3 separate regions of the Homo sapiens genome follow, and regions 2 and 3 are each linked to region 1. Evidence: chromatin loops called from intact Hi-C (ENCODE). Cell type or tissue: A673. All regions are shown on one strand.

What was found. Peaks named below come from ENCODE experiments on the same cell type or tissue, not always from the same donor. Only the 100,000 strongest peaks of a DNase experiment are listed, where the experiment ranks them.
Region 2: a loop joins it to region 1, with 5 times the contacts of the local background. A loop is called at or near these places in 21 of 110 quality-filtered maps.
Region 3: it touches region 1 in a loop (4-fold over the local background); 22 of 110 quality-filtered maps call a loop at or near these places.

The regions. Positions count from the first base shown.
Region 1 is chr4:20,303,064-20,311,063 of GRCh38, forward strand. All of the region lies in intron 4 of SLIT2 (slit guidance ligand 2), which reads left to right. Among named protein-coding and RNA genes, the nearest start is that of SLIT2, 55 kb to the left of the region's middle. In A673, a CTCF peak has its summit at 3,116 (motif pointing right); DNase peaks (open chromatin) are centred at 3,118, 4,278 and 4,678; H3K27ac peaks cover 1,731 bases.
Region 2 is chr4:20,681,304-20,689,303 of GRCh38, forward strand. No RefSeq gene overlaps it. Among named protein-coding and RNA genes, the nearest start is that of PACRGL, 15 kb to the right of the region's middle. In A673, a CTCF peak has its summit at 4,075 (motif pointing left); a DNase peak (open chromatin) is centred at 4,028.
Region 3 is chr4:20,539,903-20,547,902 of GRCh38, forward strand. SLIT2 (slit guidance ligand 2) reads left to right here. Exons shown (of 37, transcript NM_004787.4): 20 at 1,551-1,717; 21 at 2,592-2,724; 22 at 6,129-6,197. Among named protein-coding and RNA genes, the nearest start is that of MIR218-1, 16 kb to the left of the region's middle. In A673, CTCF peaks have their summits at 4,975 (motif pointing left) and 5,177; a DNase peak (open chromatin) is centred at 4,949.

The DNA of each region.
Region 1 (8,000 bases):
CTTTTGAAACCTTTATTATCTATATCTGTGATGACCTCAAAGTTCAAGTAGTGTTACATGGAAAATGTTAGTTTTATACTGTGCAAGACTTACTTTAATACAGGTTCACTCTTTGGATTCTGTTTGTAAAAGAGTAGAATTTAATTCAAGATTTCCTGTGGCTGGCTGGATTTAGAGAGCCACTCTCAGTACCCTTACAAGCCAGGCACTTTGCAGATACAAGGCTTTGAAACAAAGACTGAAACAAAGTGCAGTGGCTCTTTATATTTATATTTTACTTGTTTTATTGTTTTCATTGAGGAGGAATTTATTTATTAGCTTCCATTTATCATTAGAACACATTTCATTTTAGAGAAGCTCTGAGGTCTTAAAGCTAATATGGAATTACAGTTACTTTTTTTTTTTATTTTGAAGATCATATATGAAAGACAGTACATTTCATAGAAATGAAAGACAGATGCCTCTTCCTCTCTTTCTTTCTTTTCCTCCTTTGTACCAACCTCTGTGTTAATAGAAAATGCCTTGTGGTGTGGCCATGAGCATGGTGGTCTTGAGGAGCCCACGCTCCACTGAATGGATAAACAAACAACAGTGACACAGCATCAGGCTTAAGTCAGAGGTAGGATCACCGTCTGTGTAGACATATGTATGTGGTTTCTTCTTTCTGTCTATGTGGGTGCCTCATAGCAGAGTGTACGTGAATGTGGTTCTTAAATAAAATTATATGCACTGGGAGCTTAGGACTGAGGAAGAATATTCCAGCTAGATGGAATGGCAAAAATAAAGACATAGAACTACAAAGGTGAGTAGGTGGTAAGTTCAAGGGAAATGATAGGAGATGAACCTTGGAAGGCTGGTCTATGCCACACTACATGAGGTGATAACTGAGTTTGAATCACACCTGCTAGGCTGGGAACAGCATGGAAAATATTTAAGCAATGTTGAGACATGTTGAAATCTGTAAAATAGAAACATAATTACCATTTTGAGGGTGGGTTTGAGGGCCTAGAGGCTTATGTGATTTTCTCCTGCAGAGTTTTAGCTATGATAGCAGAGGAGGTGTTTTCTGCAGTATCTCTTGTGTCACAAAAAGTTCCTACCAGTGTATATTATTGTAAACTACTCAATACACATTTGTTCATTGGATGAATGATGCTACTTATCCCCCTACTCTTAATTAAAAGCTCAACTAGATAACTTTTTTAAAAGAAAAGAAAACGAAAGAAAGGAAGGAAAAAATAAGGTAAGAGAGAACTAAAAATTGGACTATAAGGCAGTGGAAATAGGTAATACAGAGTGTATTTGCAGAACTCAAAGATACATGGTTGTGAAGGAAGGAGAGGAGTTGTAATAGACTATTACTTTGACTCCAGTGAAACACACCTCTCAATTTTCATGCCCTTGTGTAGTGCCTTTCCTTGAATCTGAGCTTGGCCATGTGACAAGCGTTGGCCAATGAGACATTAGCAAGTGAGATGCAAGCAGAGGCTTGACAAATGCTTACATGTTAGAGATGGTCTTCTTGCTTGGAATACTTGTGGTTAGAGTGCACCATCTTGGAACAGCTGCCTTGCTGTTAGGAAGCCCGAGAAGTGATACAAAGAGATGCACATGAAGGAAAATGGAGATGCAGAGCTTACATTCCCATCTGTGCTCCCAGCCAGTCCCAGCGCTCAGGCCATTTTGTAACTTCCAACCATCCCCTCACCCCCACCATACCATACAAAACGCAAAAACTGCCCACTCACACCACAGAATTTTAAGAGAGCGTGATTGGTGGTTGTTGTTTTAAGTTGCTACACTTTAGGGTAGTCTGTTAACATAGCAAAGTATAACTTCAAAATGAATGGAGAATGGTTTTAATATATGCAGGTTAATTACTTGGTGGATTGTGATACCTTCATTTATCTTAGCTCAAAGTACAAGATAAGTAGTTTTGTTGCTAGTACACTAGACTGTGAATTCTTCGAAGAATGAATCTATATTTTTACTGCATTTTGGCAAATAGGTATTCGAAAATGTTTGCTGAATGTAATATTGAAAGCAAGCCATGCTCATGATGCTATGCCATTTAGCTGCTGCTAAACTGGTAACTCTCCATGTGGCTCTGCTTTTTATTTTTGCTTTTGGTTATCATGTACCCCTGTGACCCAACATACAGAATGGTAACAGGAGGTGTAAATACACACACACCCCACACAGACATATATACACCAAAAAAAGAACAGAAAATAAATGTTTGATGAAATGGAGACGGCTAGATCACAACACGTGGGAAAAATTAAGGTCTATGTCACCTGTGAAAAAACTGAAATTAATGAACAAATTTCTGTAACATAAGTCAGACATTCTTTCTATTAAATTTAAGCTAATTTATATAAAACACCATGTATGGGAACCCCCTATTCAAACACACAGCTTGTATACTTGGGTAAGAAAATGTGGGTTACCATTAGAATGAAAGGCAAATGATGTATTTGGAGATTAGTTATTACTTCCTTGTAAAAATGTGTAATTAAGCAATCCTGACCGGGCATGGTGGCTCATGCCTATAATCCCAGCATTTTGGGAGGCCGAGGTGGGCAGATCACTTGAGATCAGGAGTTCGAGACCAGCCTGACCAACATGGTGAAACCCCATCTCCACTAAAAATACAAAAATTAGCCGGGCATGGTGGCGCTCAACTGTAATCCCAGCTACTTGGGAGGCCGAGGCAGGAGAATTGCTTGAACCTGGGAGGCAGAGGTTGCAGTGAGCCGAGATAATGCCACTGCACTCTGGCCTGGGTGACAGAGTGAGACTGTCTCAAAATAATAATAATAATAATAATAATAATAATAATAATAATAATAATAATAATCCTAAAGAAGTTATGGTGCCCACATAGGTTAGCGTTAAGTGTATGTTAGATTTTCAAAGCTGTAAGTTACTCCTATGAAGTTATGCATAATTCTTACATCTTCATTGCTTCCAATTTGGTCAAGAAAGAAACCCTAGAATCTTGATCCTTCTGGAAGAAAAGGGAGAAAACAGGTAAAGTGGTAAAATTGGTTAGTGAAAGATAATGAAAGCCTTTAAGAAAAATTCTGAAACTGAAAGCAGCAGGGGGCAGTAGAACATTTTGAGTATGGAACACGGGGAGAAAGGGGACTGGTCAGTGGAGAAGGATGCTGGCATCTCTGAAGAAATGTTTTAGTTTTATTTTTAAATACACAAGACTATCTTTTGATCATTACGTTTCCTGTTTTCATGATCCTGCAAGCTAGGGATAGTCACCTGTGGTCAATATTAATATCAAATGAAACCTGTCCATTTAGAAAAGTAGCTTATGCTCCTTTCCCAACATCAGTATGTAGAATGTGCCCCTATGCATAATATATAGCAATTTATATTTTAATTCTCTTTTCTTCTTTTGTATAATTTGGCTTGAAAATCCTAAAATGTAGGGTAGAGGGACTCAAATTAGGAAGCTTGAGAATTACAAGCCAGGTAATCCATTGAGTATTAATTTTTCAATAGATTTATTTCCCGCGATTTGAGATCCTTATCCCACTGCATTTTCGTGTGCTTTTTTTGTTTTGTTTTGTTTTATCAAGTCAAAACAAACCAGTTTTTATTCATGGAGAAATCTTGCCTCTGTGCCTTTGCCTGGACTGTACTTTTACTTAGGATTTCCTTTCTTGTATATCCATGACTCCAAGTTATAATCAGTTCTTCAAAACTTATTTCAGATTCCAGATTATTGGTGACCACTTCTGGTATTTCCCCAACCAAAGAAAGCTGAATCCTTGCTTGCATTCTCCATAGCAGTATCCATGCACTTAATTATAGTACTTAATTTTCTATCTTAAAAAAATATATATAAATAAAATTTGTATTTTTCTTATAGGATTGTCAACTTCTTGAGTGCAGAAATTCATTTCTCTGATATACACAGCATCTACTACAGTTTCTTTCCTCCATTCCCTTCCTTTTTACCTACCTTCCTTCCTTCCTTCCTTCATTCCATGCCTCCATCCCTCCACCCGCTCTATTTCTTTCCCTCCCTCCCTCCCTTCCCTTCCCTCCCTTCCTCCCTCCCTCCCTCCCTCCCTCCCTCCTTCCTTCCTTCCTTCCTTCCTTCCTTCCTTCTTTCCCTGACTCCCTCTCTCCACCCCCTCTATTTCTTTTCCTTCCTTCCTTCCTTCCTTCCTTCCTTCCTTCCTTCCTTCCTTCCTTAAACTAAGGGTCTCCTTGTCACCCAGGCAGGAGTGCAGTGGCGCCATCATAGCTCACTGCTGCCTTGAATTCCTGGACTCAAGCCATCCTCCTGCCTCAGCCTCCCACGTGGCTGACACTGCAGGAGCACACCACCACACTCGGATAAATTCTTAATTTTTTTTCATAGAGGCAGGATCTCACTTTGCAGTCCAGGCTTGTCTCAAACTCCTGACTTCAAGTCCCTCCTTGGCCTGCTAAAGTATTGGGATTATAGGCATGAGCCACTGGGTTCAGCCAGTTTCTTATTCTTGTTAGACATTTGATTAATACTTGTTCAATCTATATATGCAGTTACTCTTTTTGAATCTTACCTATGCTGCATTAAGACATTCAAGACAATGGGGTGAAAGGACAGGAAACTAGTATTTAGTAAGTGCTTAAGTGTATACCAGGGACTCTAATTCTTTGCATCTGTTCTTTTAAAATCCTATTAGCAACTGTTTAAAATAGGTAATATTATGTCCATGCATTTAAGGACATGAATCTCACAGGCAGTAACTTGCCCAAGCTCACATGGATAGTGTGAGGCAGAACTGGGATTTGAGACCCACTGCCTGTCCCCTGACCACCTCCAAAGCCCATGTCGTTTTCACAACACAGCAGCTATTATCTATTTGGTGCTACACATTGCTTTAGGAACTGCTGATTCTACATTGAATAAAATACTCTACTGTCTTTGAAAGACTCACATGCCAGCAAGGAGGAGATTAATTATTATGATTTTTAGTGATAAGTGCTTTAAAAATGTCCTATGGCTACCAGGCCAGGGACCATTACCTGTGCCTGGCAAGAGACACGCTTCATGGAGAGGTGTAGCTTGGACTTGGGAAGTGATGGGGCCTTGAGGGATTAGCAGTTCACCAGGTAGAGATGCTAGAAAGGCCAAGGAAGGAGTCTACCATTCAGAAACGGGATGTCATAGCTCACTTGATCAGCTCATTGGCTGGGAATTTGTGTACATGGTAAAACGAGTGGAAAATGCCATCACCTCATTATGGAATCTCTGGAGTGCTCCAAAGTGCCAATAGGTAACCTGATGTATTAAATCACATGACAACAGAGGTTTATAGTATATAGATTAGATATCAGAGAAGTGATTTATACTGCAGTGGTAAGGTCAGACAGAAAATATAGGAGGGGAAACAACGTGGTATAGAAAGCATGAGCTTTGAAGTCAAATACATGAAGCTTTGAATCTCAGCTCTTGACACTTTTCAGCTACATGACCTTGAAAAGTAATCCAGTTGCTTTGAGTATCAGTCACTGCCTCTGTAAAATGGGGATATTAGCTACTTCAAAGACTCTTGGTGGGATTAGAGAAGGAATGGAATACTTAATAGAAGGTAGGTATTTAGTAAACAGAGGCTTATATATACCCTTAATTTTTGTACATATGGGTATACTTATAAAAATGTTGGTAAAGCAATGCTGTTTCAAAGATCCTATTTTAAATATATCAATATATGAAGTAATGTCAAGTTTCTAGTTGTACATATGTACATACAAACAAACATATATTTACCTTTATTCTAATTTAGTGACATTCTGATGCTAAAAGGACATGGAAAGTTCACATGCTTTTCATTTTCTTATACTTACTTGTATGAAAAAGACTATGTCATTCTTCATTGAGTCTTATTTTGGAGGTTTCGAGAATAAGTTTAATTTTATGCCATTCCTAAGGTATTTTAGGATTCTGTCATCAGATTCATCATTATTATCATAATTAATTCAAAATTATAAATGATATGATTCTCCTTGTTTGTAAACCAGTTTCCTTGGGTTTTAGATATGGTCAATTTAACAATGATACTGTTCCTGTTGTTGAAATAACGTTTGCCAAAAGTTATATTCTAGATATTCTTAAATTAAAAGAGTAATATTCTTATTGCAATAAAGTTATTTTTATGTATTTCACAAACAACTTTATTGAATATTGAAAGTTTTTAAATAAGAACACCAATTATAGCATTCTTTGCACTAAAATCCTCTAGAGGCTCAGATTTTTACTTTTAGTTTTAGAATAAAGCAGTGAAACCTCTTTCTGCTTTTAACAGATCTTTTTTTTTCTTTATCCACTCTCTTTTCTTCTTTTATAGCATCCCTTTTCACCAATTATTTTCATTTCTCTTATTTTTTTAACTTACAACTTTTTATTAGAGCTTTTCCTCTGTCTTCAAATATGCTTAAAATTCTTCTGTCCTCAAAAAATAAAAATAAAAAAGAAGCAACAAATAAAATCCTCTTTACTTGTGTAAGATCCTATTTCTCTCCTCTCTCTAGCTAGACATCTTGATATACTTAATTTGCTATATCTAATACCTGATCTTTAAATTAATTGATTAAAAATCTACTGTGATAACCTCAGTGTCCTTTACTGTACTACTAAAGCTCCTTCTACTAACAATCTTTGGTGACCTTCTAGTCTTTCTTTCTTTTTTTTTTTTTTTTTTTGAGATGGAGTCTTGCTCTTTCACCCAGGCTGGAGTGCAGTGGCGTTATCTCGGCTCACTGCAAGCTCCGCCTCCCGGGTTCATGCCATTCTCCTGCCTCAGCCTCCCGAGTAGCTGGGACTACAGGCGCCCACCACCACGCCTGGCTAATTTTTTGTATTTTTTTAGTAGAGACGGGGCTTCACCATGTTAGCCAGGATGATCTGGATCTCCTGACCTCGTGATCTGCCCGCCTCGGCCTCCCCAAGTGCTGGGATTACAGGCGTGAGCCACCGCGTCCGGCCCCTCTAGTCTCTTATCAGATCTGGTGGTTCTATCTTCATCAGCTACTTTGCACAAAATTTACCACCATCTCCTTCTCATACATCACTATTTCCTCAAATTTCTTTCTTACTCTTTTTTAATGTTTCTCATTGTACACATGCTTTCTGGACATTCTTGCTAATTTTCAGGTTTTTAACTTCCACCACGAGCTGCCAACACTAGAGTTTATATCTCTGTCTCTTTTTACTATCTGTACAAACCTGGATGAAACATTAGCAACTCAAATTTAGTCAGCAAAAAAACAATTATCTTTCTCTATGCAATCTTCTCTTTCATCCTGCCAAGACTTCGTTCCTTCTGTATTTCTTTGCAGTTCATAGCACCATCATAACCCGAGTTTCCTAGGGCACCAACCTGGATATCACACTGAGACTTTTCTCTTATCCCCACATTCAGTAAGCCTTCATCCCTGACAACTTTCCCTCTTAAGTATCTCTTCTTCTCCTGTCCTGTTCAGCATCGTCCCAGATTTGCCTTCTCTAGATTATTACATTGGTACTAAATGGACTTGCTGGCTAGAGGTATGTATGCTTCCTTTCAGTGACTTTGCCCCAATTGCTGCAGAGTGCTCTATCCTAAACCCACGCCCCTGCAGGTCTTTATTCTGGAAGCTCTTTCATATTATTTGGTCTCATTCTGTAACTGAATTTCAAGTAAGTTTCCACTCATAAATCTTTAAATGAAGGGAATGTGGCTATTATTATCTGTGTTCTGAGAGAGTTTATCACAGTATAGGTAATCCATAAATCCTTATGGATGAACTGAACTCAATTTTTTAAATTAGTTAATTAATTTATTTTCAGAGACAGGCTCTTATTCTCTTGCCCAGGCTGGAGTGTAGTGGTGCAATCATAGCTCATTATAGCTGTAAACTCTTGGGCTCAAGTGATCCTCCTGCCTCAGCCTTCCTAGTAGCTGGATTACAAGTTCATGTCACCACACTCAGCAAATTATTTTTTTAAT
Region 2 (8,000 bases), 380 kb after region 1:
TTGGATTATTTGGGAGAAAAACAGCTGGTTCTTATAATTATTATTAGGGGATTTGGATCAATAGAAAGAAGACACTCTGTTCTTTTAAACATTTCTTATGCAACATCATATACAACCCACTGCCTGCCCTCACCCCTCCCCTGGCCCTCTGGCTATCATATTGCTCTCTGACTTTTAATCACAGACTCTGTCTGTATAACTCTACAAAAGTCCAGCCAAAGAGCCAAATATTTAGCCAGTCCTCCGGATATTCTGTTCTCAGCATTTCAAATATCATTTTGTTGAAAAACATCTGGGTCCTTGGCCATGACAAAAACAGTTGTATCTTTCTTCATCAAGGATACTTGGCCTTATATAGCCAGAGAAATAAATTAACAGGACCAAAAGATGCCTAAAAGTATCATCTGAGGAATCTCTTGTTTCTAAACAGTTAACATCGAAATCAGGGTTTCTTAATAGCAACAGCGGCATGGTTGACATTTTGGACTGGATGATTCCTGGTCATGGGGGGCTGTTCTGCACATGGATGGACATTTTGCAGCCTCCCTGCAAAATAGATGCCAGAGGGACATTTGCCTCCTAGTCGTGACGATGAAAGTGGTCTCCAGACATTGCCGGGGATAACAGTTGAGAACCACTAACCTAAAGTATCCAATTTCGATAGTCTTATCCAGTGCCAGCTAGCCTAGAAGGTACCTATAGAAGCTGAATTTAGTTTAGAGAGAGTAACAGAGTGCCAAGAATGGACATGGGATAGGACAGCGGAGAGCGGAAGCATAAAGCCGTAGAAATAACCAGAGCCAGCCGAGCGCGGTGGCTCCCACCTGTAATCCCAGCAATTTGGGAGGCTGAGGTGGGCGGATCACGAGGTCAAGAGATCAAGACCATTCTGGCCAACATGGTGAAACCCTGTCTCTACTAAAAGTACAAAAATTAGCCGAGTGTGGTGGTGTGCGCCTGTAGTCCCAGCTACTCGGGAGGCTGAGGTAGGAGAATCGCTCCACCCGGGAGGTGGAGATTGCAGTGAGCCGAGATCATGCCACTGCACTCCAGCCTGGTGACACAGCAAGACTCCATCTAAAAAAAAAAAAAAAACCATTTATTTCATTTGTTCATTCTACACCCATTCATTCATTCATTTGTTCTTTTGACAGATACATATTGAAGGCATACCTAATAGAAGAAACTGTTCTGAAGTCTGGGTATTCAACAAGAAAGAAAACACAAATTTTATGTTCTCATGGAGCTTATATTCAAATGGAGTGTGGGGGACTTGAATAAGAAGGCATCTAAAGTACCTAGTGTTCGCAGATGCTAAGATGAGAAGTAGTGCGAGAAAAAGAGAAAGGCTCATGAGGGAGGGTATTCCTCAGGGTCTGGTTAGGAAAACACCCAGCAATTTTAGGAGTAGAATGTTACAGAGGGAATGGGTTAACAAGGTATAGGAGGAACACAAAGGCTGCAAAAGTGAAAAGAGAATGCAGAGATAATACAGAGATAGTAGCTTCAGAAAGTTGCTGCCACTCCCTCCCAGGGCTGGGGGTACAAAGGCAACAGGATCAAGTTGTTAGAGCCTAGAAACTTAGTAAAGATTCTGGTGGCACTGGGATACAGACCACTGAGGAGGTGGAGATGGCCCTGCCTGCCATTGTTTGCGGCTATGGAACTGAAGTTAAAAGTCCTGGAGCAGCTGGGTGGCTGACCAACTGGGGATGGTATCTCTGAGGAACACGCTAAGACTGCTGCAGAAAGTTTGGAACACATCTGTTTACCGTAACCACCTGCTGAGCTGGCCTGACACCAGCAGGACCAGCAAGCCAACAAAAAGGAAGAAAATGTTCTCAGAAGCTCACCTACCTCCCAGTCTGCTTCCAGCACCCTATTGGCAGAGTTTATTAGGGAGTCAGCAGCATAGGGGAAATGCTGTCTACAGAGACCCAGGACCAGCATTACAAAGTAGAGTGTGAAAGGGAGGGTTGAGACTGAGAAACAGAGCTTCATAACCAGTGCTGGGAGGCTACTCTTTTATATAGGAGGCCCTTCAAGCCTACCCCACCCTGATTGGGAGAATGTCTGGGTCATTTTGCTCTGTGCATGAAAGTGCTTCAGGAGAATCATTCCCCACACCGTGAACTCCTTCATGGTGTGGGGGATATTATTTATCTTATCACAAAATGTGTATTAAGTGAATGAGTGAAATGATACCTTTGATATAATGCTTGTAGCATTAGTGACTTTTTCAGCTTGGGTAATTCTGATTGCTAGTGTGTGTATGTGTGTGTGTGTGTGTATGTGTGTGTGTGTGTACTTGTTCGACATTCAATCTGATTTTAATAAATATTAACTAGGTGCCCACTAAGTGCAGAGCTCTGCATCAGATGCTACATGAGACCTAAAAGAATTAAACCTTGTCCCTAAAGGACTTAGAATATCGATTCCTGTGTGTGCCATCTGGTGCATATCACTATTTTAAAAAGGTTTTTTTTTTTAATTTCTTGAGGTCTTTTGAATCCTATTCTTCTCTGTTTTTAAAGATATTAGCGATGCACGTCTCCTCCTACCCCACTTTAGTCCCCAGCTTTATCTCTTTTATGAACAAAATTAAATAGATTTCCTCCCAGAAGGAATCCTTTGGTAGAAATTGTATAAAGAGAGAAATTAACTCTTTCAGACTCCCAGGGTGCTATTGCTAAATGTTCTATAAAACTCCTTCCTCATTACTACCTGGAGAGAGACTTGGCATCCGGAAAATAGCATCCAATATGTATTCACTTATTTTCCTCCTTGTTATGTGATGGGGGAACATGAGTGCAACACACTGAAGATAAAGAAGGCTAAGGGATGCTTGTTCATAAATAAGAATAAGATAAGGGTATAGGCTGGGGGATTTTAGTCTCCCAACACACTTTGAAGGTTTGGCTCCTTAGATAGCCCGAGCATGGATTCCTGCCTTCTGCTCCTGCAGAAGGTGAAGGGGGTGGAGGCTGCTGTGACTAGGGCTATGACACTAACTTTGGCTGTTAATGGTGGCCTTCCTTAGCCTATCTCCAAGAATACGGATGCTAGTACAAGTCATGTGCTGTTAACCAAGTATTTTGCCCCTTTCCTTCTGAAGTGGCACTCTATTAAACAGTAATATTTTCTTCCCTTGTTGCTTAAAATAAATGTTTTTAAGGCCTATGAATACTTTGGTCAACATTAGTGGTTTTTCATACTTCCTTCTCTAGGTTTTTAGGGAGAAATGCCTACACTGTTCTTTGAATTGCTTCGTTATTATTATTCCCCAGATTTTCTCCATGTATTAAAGATCCTAAGAATTCTAAGCTCAGACTTTTGCCTCTGTAAATATATTTTTTAAATGGCTGCATAATATTACCCATGGACATGATTCCTAGCCATAGCTCTACTTTGCAGTCAGTCCATCCCCAAAAGACCATCATAGACCACACACTGAATGTTCTACATAGGTTGGGAAAATCTAATGTTAAATATAATACAAAGAGACAACCAGTGATAAAGTTTAAATCCTGAGTCTCCAAGCACATTTTCTTCGAGGGATTCCTTTTTCTTTAGTTTGAGGTAAAAGACTCCAGCAGAAACAACCTCTCTTGACATCCACAAGCCCTTCTAGTAGTGCTCCTGGGTGTGGGTGTCATGAAAATGCAGAGGGTCTCTTACATGTGGTCAAAAACGTTTCAAAGCAGCTCAGCAGATGTATTAGGCTGTAGTCATTCTCCTCTGCTTAGCATTTGGTCAAGATAAGCATTTCCAGTCAATGCTGATTGCATTTAGCCTGACCATGTTTTTGTACGTTTCAATGCTGATCCTATTTTCTCCTTTTAATCGTACAAATATATAACAATAAAGAAAATAATTTTGCTAGCAGTTGAATTACAAAATGTGTTCAACACTCCATTAATAAAATCTCTATCTTGTTCAACATCTCCAGTAAATAGCCTTTATATATTTCCTCTTTTCTATTTGCCAGCTGACAATAGAAAACATTAGCTGAGAGTTGAATGCGGGAAAGCAAAATAAGAGATAGTTATCCACTGCCATCTAGTGGCTAAAAACTTAAAATTCAACCAAAGTTTTTGGATCTTTTTCTTCTAAAATAGTGGAAAAATAAATATTGGAGCATATTTGCACATTTTAAAGGTCTTAATTCTTTTAAATTTTTGAATAAGAATCTGAACAGATAATAAACACATTAAAATTAAGTTTATTTTAACTCCATTACTCACATCTCAACAATAAGACAGGTAAGGTAGTTCATGTGGAGCAAAAAATGAAAGCAAGAATTGACAAGTATTGGGTTATCTTCCCAGGGAAGACAGCTAATGAGGAAGGTTTTACCCTAGCTTAGACCTTAATCAGAAAATTATAGATATCACTGAAGGAGCCAACTCGTTAATTTACCTTCATTGTGCTGTTTGGAGCTATCTTATTCCCAGCACTAATCTCTTTCTTTAAACCAACGTGGGGGCCAAAGACCAAAGTCAGCCAATGCCTCTTAGCAGAAAACAAGTATTTTAGAGATTCTAGCATTGAAAGTTAGAGTTTGGGAACACAGATTAACCTTTTTACAGAGTTTTGATATTGCTATTCAAGGCTGCCCTACTGGACAACTAGAATTTACCCCAAATACGGAGAAATCAAGTGTACTATTCTCTAGAGAAACAGAACCAATTGTGTGTGTGTGTGTGGGTGTGTGTGTGTGTATGTGTGTGTGTGTATGAGAGAGATATTTAAGAAATTGGCTCGTGTTTATGGAGGGTGCCATGTCCAAAATTTGCAGAGCAGAGCCTCAGAGCCAATGCTGCAGTTCAAGTCTGAACGCTGTCAGCAGCAGATTTCTCTCTTGCTTCAGGGAAGGTCATTCGTTTGTTCTATTCAGCCTTCAACTGACTGGGTGAAGATTACCCACCTTATGGAGGGCAATCTGCTTTACTCAAAGTCTACTGATGTAAATGTAAGTCCCACACCAAAGCAGCCTCACAAAAACATCCAGAATAATGATTAACCAAGTATCTAGGCACCATGGCCCAGCCAAGTTGACACATAAAATTAACCATCACACCAGGTGAAATGTACAAAGTGTGAAATGAAAGATTTGGGAGAATTTTTGAAAAGTTTCAAAATGTGCTTTATCATTCACCTGAATAAAATGATTGCTTTATGTCAGAGGTTCTAAACAGCACCTCTCTTTACCACTGACACTTCAAACACCATCAGAGGTACTTGATCATATGACCCAAGTGGTACAGCAGCTTGGACAGCAGTCTGGAGCTGTTGTAGAGCCTTCTCTTGCTCTGGGCCCCACTCAAAACTAGTAGCTTTTAGGGTCTCTCGGTAAATGGGCTATGATAACGCACCCAAGTGTCAAGTATGTTTTCTCCAACATCCAAAGAGGCCTACTAGGTGTTGTATCTCTTTTTTTGGTTGTAAGAGAGGACAGATGCAATGTGTCTTCACCTATCTCAACATGCCCTACACCACTGGATCCCTAGAAATTTGACTGCGGTGGAGGTACTTCAATTCTGGTCAGATTTATTTTCCACATTCTGACATGTAAATGTCTTCTCAATAAATATAGAGTAGTTGTTACTTCTTGCTCATTAGGTCCAATCATCATAATATCATCAGTGCAAATAACCAGTGTAACTCGTTATGGAAGGAAAAGACTATCTGACTCTCCATCAATTAAATTATGATGTATGGCAGGAGAGCTGATACACCCCTGAAGTGGGACAGTAAAGGTGTGTTGCTGGCTTTGTCAGATGAAAGCAAACTGCTTCACCTAGTCTTCACAAATGGGTATTGAGCATAAAAGCATTTGCCAGATCAATAGTTGCATACCAGGTACCAGGGAATGTGTTAATTTTCCCAAGCAATGAAACCACACCTGGTACAGTAGCTGTGACTGAAGTCACCACCTAGTTTAGCTTTATGAAAATCCACTGTGCTTCTCCCAGTTTTATCAATTTTCTACACTGGTCAAATAGGTGAGTTGAGTGGAAATGGGATGGCAGTTACCACTTCCATATAATTTAAGTGCTTGTTGTTGGCATTTATCACTGATACCCTTCTAGGCATGTGATGCTGCTTTTGACCTATTATTTTCCTAGGTAAAGATTGTTCTAGTGGTTTTCCCTTGGCCTTTTCTACTACTTTTTTTGCCCTCACTTCACAGGCCAGGGAATGAATGTGAAAATTCTGCCAGTTTCTGAGAATGTCTATTTAAATTATGCATCCCAGAAATGGGGAAATAATCACAGCATGGGTTCAGGGACTCACTGGAGCCACTGTGGGATAGATCTGAGCTAAAACTCCATTGATCACCTGACCTTCATAAGCCCCTATACCAACTGGTAGACCACAGTGACATTTTGGTCTCCTGGACCTAGTGCCAATGTTTGCCAACTCCTATGCTAAAAAAAAAAAAAAATCCAGGGTAGACACATTTGTTCCTTTAAATTATGATTCCTTGTTGCTTAAAGGCTAACATAAAATTATACCCATTTATGCCTTCTTTTTTATAAACTGTGTTTGACAGTCATCTGTCTTGCCCCATGACTTGCTCTGACCAGTGTGGCATTAGCAAACATGGCAAAAGAAGAGCTTGTGAAGGGCTTTAAGACATTGGTGCTCATCCTCTTGGAACATTCCTTCTTGGAAGGAGGCTGGACTACCCTTAGATCACCATGCTGTAAGGAAACCCAAGCTCATCATGTGAAGCATGGAAGGGCACTAAGACAAGTAGCTTTCAGCTAGATGCAGCCAAGTGAAAATCCCTAGCCAACGCTGTGTGGAAAGAAACCACATAGCAAGCTCAGCCCAAATTCCTGACCCATGGATCATGAAAAGTAATAAATCGCCATTGCTTTAAGCCACTAAGTTCTAGGGTGGTTTACTGTATGTAACAAGTAGATGAAACACGTTTTCTTTAGAGTTTTCCATATTAGTTTTCTAATCATTAGTTTTTCAACTGCTGTCTTAATTTTTCTTATCAATTCATTGTAGATTGTGGGCAAATTGTGGATACTTTCTGGGCTTCATTTGTCTGAACTTTGAAATAAGGGATCTCTGCTATTTGGCCCCTGAGTATATCTTTCAACTCTAAGAGATGAAGTATGGAAGGTAAATATTATTTTTAATACACATTGTTTTAGAACATATCAAGTAATTTATTTGGATGATATGTTTTCTTCATCTTTCCCTTTATAATAACTGGCTTTGAGAAACCATACAATTAACTTTATAAATTTCCAAATAGTTACAGGCTTTCTGTAATTAGGACTTACAATGGCATACTCAGTTATAAGAGAATTCCTTTTTACCATATGGGATAGGATAAGATAAGAAATACTCAAATGGAAAATATCTCTGATCAACCTCTTGAGTATTTTAAAACTTAAGCTACATAGTAAAGTGCTTTAAAACCCCACCATAAAAAACTAATTAAAATTCTTCTATCTGAATACAAAACTTCATGTTTGTGTTAAAAATTAAAACAATGCAGAAGTATAGAAAGAATAAAATTAATCTTTCCCCTGCTGTCTATTACACTCTTCAGAAGAAAGCGCTGTTTTAAACATTTCTCTAGACTCCTAGGTAGCACTAGATAGGTTAGATGCATTCATAGATAGACAAGTGGGGATGGATAGGGGCAGACACATGGATACTTAGGTAAATAGATATGTCTATATTTGTATGTTTATATATAAAAATATACATCTATTTTAGTTTAGTTTTAATTTGATTTACAAATAGAAGTCCAATCCATATGCATCACTCTACAACTTCCTTTTTTTCTCTCTTATTTATTTATTTATTTATTTATTTATTTATTTATTTATTATTTTTTTGAGACAGAGTCTTGCTCTGTCGCCCAGGCTGGAGTGCAGTGGCGCAATCTGGGCTCACTGCAAGCTCTGCCTCCCAGGTTCACGCCATTCTCCTGCCTCAGCCTCCTGAGTAGCTGGGACTACAGGCGCCCA
Region 3 (8,000 bases), 240 kb after region 1:
TTTTGCCAGTGTTCTCACATTGGAGTATTTTCAGTATAAGTATTATAAAAGGAGAATTGATAGAGTTATTGCCAACAAACTTGCTCAAAAGGATCAGCTGGGCACAGTGGCTCACGTCTGTAATTCCAGCACTTTGGGAGGTTGAGGCGGGCGGATTACTTGATCAAGGTCAGGCGTTCGAGACCAGCCTGGCCAACATGGCGAATCCCTGTGTTTACTAAAAATACAAAAAAAAATTAACCAGGCATGGTGACAGGTGCCTGTAGTCCCAGCTACTCGGGAGGGTGAGGCAGGAGAATTGCTTGAACTGGGGAGGCGGAGGTGGCAGTGATCCAAGATCGCATCACTGCACTCCAGCCTGTATGACAGAGCGAGACTCCATCTCAAGGAAAAAAAAAAAAAGAATCATTTGAAATGACAGTAGATATATTAGGATGACCAGATCAAAAATAAAAGCTGTTTACTAGAGGGGGTCTACTATGATATTAGCAAAATATTGAAGAAATAGGTTGAGCTGATCCAAGAGAATATTTTTTGTAGACAGCTTAAAAATAAAGAGTATTTGTAGGCCTATAGACAGAATTCAAGAAAAGTAAATAAATAAATAAATAAAATTTAAAAGTAAAAAAAGCCACACACCTCCAAACAATGTATTTCAGGTCTCTTATATGTCAGTATCTAAAAAGCAGCATTTGAAATTATTAATTATCTAACTGATAAGATTTCTCAGTAACGGTGGCATGCAAATCTACTAATCTAACTTAAAAGGAGGGGAATAAAGATAGAGAAAAAAGTTCATAGCTCAAGTCAGTGAAGAAATAATTTGAGAGAAGCATCCATCCATCAGGAAAGTACTTAATCCTCTTTTTGCATAAAATGTGACATTTTACATCGAGTGGCTAATTTGCACATATTAAAGATGGCATGTTTATAAATAATGAGATTGTCAATAGGTTTATGCTGAAGTGGTGAGATGCCAGAAGTATTGAAATTTGTAGAAGTAAATTCATTTTTATAACTGGCATTTAATCAACTCAGCTGTCAGTTTAGATGGGAAACCTATTCTCTAGAGCAAATAAGAGATGGAAATCTTGAGATGACAAATTAATGAATTAGCTGTTGTCAGGTTAAACTCAATAATATAAGGTAATCAGCCTTCATCTTTATATTAAATTACTGCATTATCAGTGCGAAGTTTGACAGCAAGTCAGATTTCTGACAAGTTTAAATTATTTCTAAATGAAATATCTATCAGGATCCACTGTATAAACCCCAAATTCTACCTTACCTTATTTTTTGCATGAAATCATGTGAAGAATTACCTTATGTAAAAGTGTTGTTACTGCTTAAGTTCCAAGCATAAATATTTTATCAAAAAAAAAATGCATCTCATATACTGCATGTGATTCTGAGTAAGAATGGGGACAGGGAATGCAAAGAAGAAGGAATCATTCCAGCGGAAATAGCGTGGAGAAGGGTAGCTGGGGTTTAGAGAAGGAAGAAGATGAAACCCCAGGCTAAACTGTGCATCGTTTGCCTGTGGCTCTTAGAAACCTCTTGGCCAATCCTTTTAACTGTAACTGCTACCTGGCTTGGTTGGGAGAGTGGCTGAGAAAGAAGAGAATTGTCACGGGAAATCCTAGATGTCAAAAACCATACTTCCTGAAAGAAATACCCATCCAGGATGTGGCCATTCAGGACTTCACTTGTGATGACGGTAAGAAATACTTATCAACTCTTTGATTGTCAGGCATTCACATGCCTGTTCTGATGCAGCTTTGCACAAATCTACAGCATAGTTCAGCTCAGCAAATAATGATCGTGTATCTTTTGCTTTGTCGTTTGGGTTTTGTTTTAGTGCCAGGACACTTACTTTCTTAGACTTGCCTTCCACATTTGAGTCTACTTGATGTGCATTTCTGAATGTTTTAGATTTTCTAGTTTCCAACTTGTGGTTGGTCTTACTTATATAGCTTCATTTTAACTTTTCTTTATTACCCTAGGCATGTTTTTTAGTACCTACCATTTTCAAAGGAGAAAAGAAATTAACTTACAGAAGTTTTAGTAAATCTGACAAAAATACTAGTTGTCACTTTTTAATGCTCTTTCTATATCATCACATTTGATTCTCATATAGCCCTATCAGGTACATAGAACAAGTTCTATTATTATTGCCAATGAACAGAGAGCTAATTTGAGCTTTATAAATGAGGAACCTAAACTTTTAAGTTAATATATTCCCTTATGTCTCTTCATATCTGTTTCCGTGCCGTTTCTCTGTAATTCACTTTGCATTTACATATTGTAATTAAAAATATAATTTGTACAAATAACTATTTTCCATTGTATTGGTAATTGTAATTACAGTTTACAAATTGCAAGCCATTTTCCAGAATTCTTCCCTAGGCAGTCTGAAAACAGTGCTATATAGAACTTACGGTATCAATTAGTAAATACTGAATGTCCCGCAAATAAATGATTATGTAGCTTAAGACTCTTGTGTTTGTTAAGTTAATTTAAAGGCATAAAATCCCTTCTAGCACCTTCAAGACCACAAATCTTGGTTTTCCTGTATTTCCTCTGCGATTTAGGAAATGATGACAATAGTTGCTCCCCACTTTCTCGCTGTCCTACTGAATGTACTTGCTTGGATACAGTCGTCCGATGTAGCAACAAGGGTTTGAAGGTCTTGCCGAAAGGTATTCCAAGAGATGTCACAGAGTTGTAAGTAGAGCTTGTCTTTCTTTTCTTTTCTTTTTCCTTGATGATAAATGTTTCATACACCCAGAGGAATGGACAAAAATCTTTACAATCTTCTTTACAAATCATATTCTAAGGCCAGTTAATTATTATCCTGTAAAATGGTAAATAAGTAATGCAAAAGCTACTTTAGAGGCCCTTGGGAATTGCTGTGTGTGTGTGTGTGTGTGTGTGTGTGTGTGTGTGTGTGTGTGTGTGTGCGCTATAAGATTTCTCAGTGCCTTTACTATGCTAAAGTGTACTATGACTCTTCAAGAAACAATGGTAAAATATAAGGTATCTTTCACATTTATTTGTTCCTATACCCCTTTTCTCATGGAGCATCTTACAAGACTAATGGCCCATGGAATGCACTTTGGGAAATGCTTTATATTTCATTTACTTACAGTCTAGGATATTCTGTACAGGAAACTTTTTTTTTTACCTCTGTGACCCCTAGGAGAAAATTTTACCACATGGGATAAATAACTATCTGGTATATGGAAGAAACTAGCATAATCTCTTCCCTTAAGAAGAGATGCTGCTTTTGGAGGCTTGAATCAAAGTCCTTTAGATCCTAAAGGGTATGGGACCAATTATCCTTGACATTTTCATAACTGATATTTAACCACAAATTATATGGCCAGGATATACACATCTCGACCTTCTTCTGCACTGCCCACGCTCCCTTGGCTGCCTCATGCTACAGTTGCAGAATGGAATTCATTAGAGAATATGCTGCCAGAATAATGATGCTTCCATGCCCCATTCATTCCATTCCTTTGTCTCTAAACTGTCATATTCTGGATATGCTTGTTCTGAATACAATTGAGTCACTTTGCCTGTTTATTTTTTATCTATGTGGAACTATGGATCAATAATGATTTAAACCCAAATGTAATTTATGCAGATGTGTATCAGTTATTTGTGCAGATGCACACACATATTCCAAATGAGCAGGTTTGACAAACTTTTGACAGTGTGCAACATAGGTAATGAGGTTCAAGGGCATGTCATTTCAATTTTTAAGGATCTTATTTTCAAATCACATGCAATTCTTTAAACCCTAAGTTTGATCCTGAATAGAACACTTAGAGGAAAAAGGCACAAACTTAGCACATGTGCTTAGAACACGGCTCTTAGATTTGAACTGCTGTTAAGTGCTTAGGTCCTCTCTCACTACCAATCACATTGGTTAATCAACTGGAAGGACTATTTTATATGTATATGTGTGTAATTAAATATTTAATTCTTATAGTAATGTTTTTTATTTCAGAAGATCACATAGGGATATTCCGAAACCCTCCTCTGTGGGAAAGCTAGATGCCTATAGAATATTCTGTGTCCACAGGATGGGGAACATCACACACCGGGGCCTGTCTTGGTGTGGGGGGATGGGGGAGGGATAGCATTAGGAGAAATACCTAATGTAAATGGCAAGTTAGTGGGTGCAGCAAACCAGCATGGCACATGTATACATACGTAACAAACCTGCATGTTGTGCACATGTACCCTAGAATTTAAAGTATAGTAAAAAAATAAAATATAAAGCAGAGATAGTTAAAATAAAAAATAAAAAAAGAATATTCTGTGTCCAAAGCATTAATTTTAGGAGTACACCAATGAAGAACTTACACTCAGACCACCTTTGATGCTAAATCCCTTCTTCTACAATTTTAACTGGACTATGTATTGGTCACTTTACTCTATTCCCATTAAATAACTTTAAACATTTCTTACTAAGCTCCATTGGACATCCTGCTTGGTGCATACCCTGTGCTATCTACAGCATATTTCAACTATTCAAAAAGTTGAATTTTCAATCTATTTTACTACAAATTATTAAAAAGTAGTCTTTTTTTCCAAAGAAAGTTTGTCATAGAGATGAGAAAAATATTAGCTTATCTGTTTTGAATTCAAGTTTTACCCCCTGGAGAGCTTATTCTTGTAACCTTACCAAGTCAGCAGAATCCTTCTTAGCAGTAACATATATGCATGTATTAGAAGAATTTCATATGTGTATTACATTAAATAATTAAAGACTTTGGCAAAAATTAGTATTATTGGTGGACTAGTTTTAACAAATGGTATCCATTATTTTTAATCAGTTCCATATAACTTCCGCCTTAGATTATTTTACATATAAACATTCATAGCGCACATTCTGAATCTTGACCTTCTGCTGTGTTTTCTGGAATAAAGGGAGAGTGCTGAACTATATAGGGTGATGCTTCCCTCTAGTGGTATCAAGAAAAACTTAGGTAGAGGAAAGAAAAAAATGGAGAGGGGTCGAAGAAGAAATATCAAGTCAGAAAATTTAGGTAGACATGATGAGTCATAACATAGACCCAATTATTTATCAAACATTAATTATATTTTCTGATAACTGGTGCCTTTTATATCATTGTTTTTATTTTGAAATATTGGGAATAAATTATCATCTTAGACAACTTCTCAGCTATTTCTATATCCAGAAAAAATACCAACTTCAACCTGGAATCTTGAAATGGACCACAACATTGGGGTAGGAACGGCCACATGTTTAATGTCCCAGAAGTGTCTGTGGGCACATGTATAGCCAGATGGCCCCAGTTTCTGAATGACATTTGCACCCTTCACCATCTACGTTCTAGGAAAAACAGCCTTGGAAGGAGATGAAATTTATTTTCCTTATTGTGACATAATAGATATAACTTCAGGCATTCGATTATCTCTCTGTCCTGCCAGTTAGCCCAAAACCTATTTTCTGATTATTCTTCTGACTCTAATAAGAAGGGAAAGTTTACTTATATATGGTTATTTGATTATTGCTGTTACATATATATATATATATATATTTATACACTTCATCAATTTATATTCTATAAAATCTCCTAATGTTATCATCACCAAGAAGATATATGCTGGTTACAACTATTTTTAAACTTAAACCTAATATGTTCAAATCCGCAAATATGCCTTTAATGTGTCCATTGTTATTCACTAAGTGTATTGACACATATTAAGGCAGCAATGAGTGGTCTTGGCCACAGCAGCAAGGTTTTGTTACTAGTTAATGAATTTCATGGTATTGTGTCCACATAAACACAAGCAAACTGAAGGCTGACTAAAAGTACGGTTAATTGAATGAATCTCCTTGCTTGCACACAGATGGCTAAATGCTGGGCTTGCCTTGTTAGATAAACCACAAAGAACTGGACTCGTGGACAACTCTGCTTTTTTTTTTTCTTTACTTCTCTTAAATAATAATCCATGCTTGGAACACGACATCTTAAAGCAAAAATTGCCAAGGGGTTCCTTGCCTCAGTTAAGAGTGAAGTACTGTTTACTTATTTTATTCAAGGCCACCATTACTTTGTAAGAAGATAATATTGTTCCATTGTTTTTAGGTATCTGGATGGAAACCAATTTACACTGGTTCCCAAGGAACTCTCCAACTACAAACATTTAACACTTATGTGAGTAACATATTGCACTTTTCTTTGACTTACTCTATTTCCAGAAAATGGGGATGGCAAGGGACAGAAGATTTAGTGAACCTTCCAGATAATACAAATCATTCACAGTTAGATGCTTCCCTCCTTGCTCATTGCGGTTCTGGACCCCTGGCTACATCTTCATTGAATATCGATCAGGCGATGGAGTGTCTTAGCAAGAGGTCCTCCTCTATTCAAAAAAGCACAAATACAACGAAGTCTGAGTAGTCAGAGAATTATGAAAATGTATAAACCTGCAGATTTTTATTGATAATGAATATGGGTTATTTTATGACAAACTAAGGAAGGAAAGATAGAAAACGATGCCTTTATTCTTGACTTTAAGCGAAAGATGGTAGGTGGTAATGACTTTCCCAAAAATGTAAATGTAGTTTATTATGTTTGTTTCTTATACAAAGCATTGTTAAATAAGTTATGGGTTTCCAGTATTAAAATGTATTTTAGAAAATCCATATATATTCATGTAGTGTTTAAGTAAACTTGACAAAGATACTAACATTTTGAGTATAAATTTCAAAATTTTGATTTTTTAGCTTAAAATAACATCTCTTTTTTTATTAATGTAAACAACCTTTGACAACCCTTAAGTTGTAAATACAAGAAGATATTTAAATATACAAACATTTGATCTAGTTACATGCACAATGTTTAAAAATTGATATAATCTTTTACATATAATACTATACTTTTAAAGTAGCCTTATTGGTAATTGAGAAAACTTTTCAGAACACAAAAAATCAGGAAAAAGATAGTAGATATTAATAGAAAGTACCGTATCATTTGTTTAAGTCTATCTAATTTTAGAGTAAATATTACTAGCGTAAGAAGCAGATTACTGGTTAACGAATTAGAAGGTTTATTTCTAAGTGAATTCTACAAACCTAAGTAGCAAAAAATATTACATGCCCCAATGTAAACTAGGTACATTGAAGCTAGTTAAAATTGCTGCTGATCACTTTCCTTGAAAGTATGGGTAAATCAAACACTTTATAGAAAGTAAATAGGAGTATTTAAATGACAAATGATTAAACAATGGAAAAAGATATCCTCTAAGATGTCTTGTTCTGCTTCTAGTTATTTATTTGATAGCAGCAAGAACTGATTACATACATTTTGTTCTGTTAAATAAACCATTAAATTGCTGCAATTTCCAAAGGGTCACTTTAGCAGAATTGGGTCATTTGTGGGACAGCATGTGATTACTTTCAAGCCAGCTCGAAATGACAAATGAGGATTTGTGGATCCAAAAATGGTTTTACTAGTGACTCATGATACAACTCTAGGCAAGTTACTTCTGCTAATACAGATACTTTTATTTTTAAAATTTAGGAATAGTTCTTCAGCAGTTAAAAATATGAGTATAAAGCTCCTCTCAGATTCTTAACATTTTCACAATTTCATGGGTCCATTTTACTGACATTTTGATATTTTAATAAAGGAATAGATTATCCTCGGTTTTTCTGAATCTTCCATTTATTCATATATTTTGCATTTTGCTTCAGAAAAAAATTAGTGAATATATTTAGTTATTATAAATGGTGAATATATATTAGTATTACATATTGTATATATATTTTAATATATTTTTTACATATATAGTGTGTGTATATATACACTATATATATAATGAGAATAAGATCAAGTTCATGAAATGTAAATTACGACCCATAGTACAAACTATACATATAAGTAGCCATTTAACATTGGTAAAAATTCAACGTCTCTCCCATTTACTTAACATTCATTAAACAAATATTTATTGAG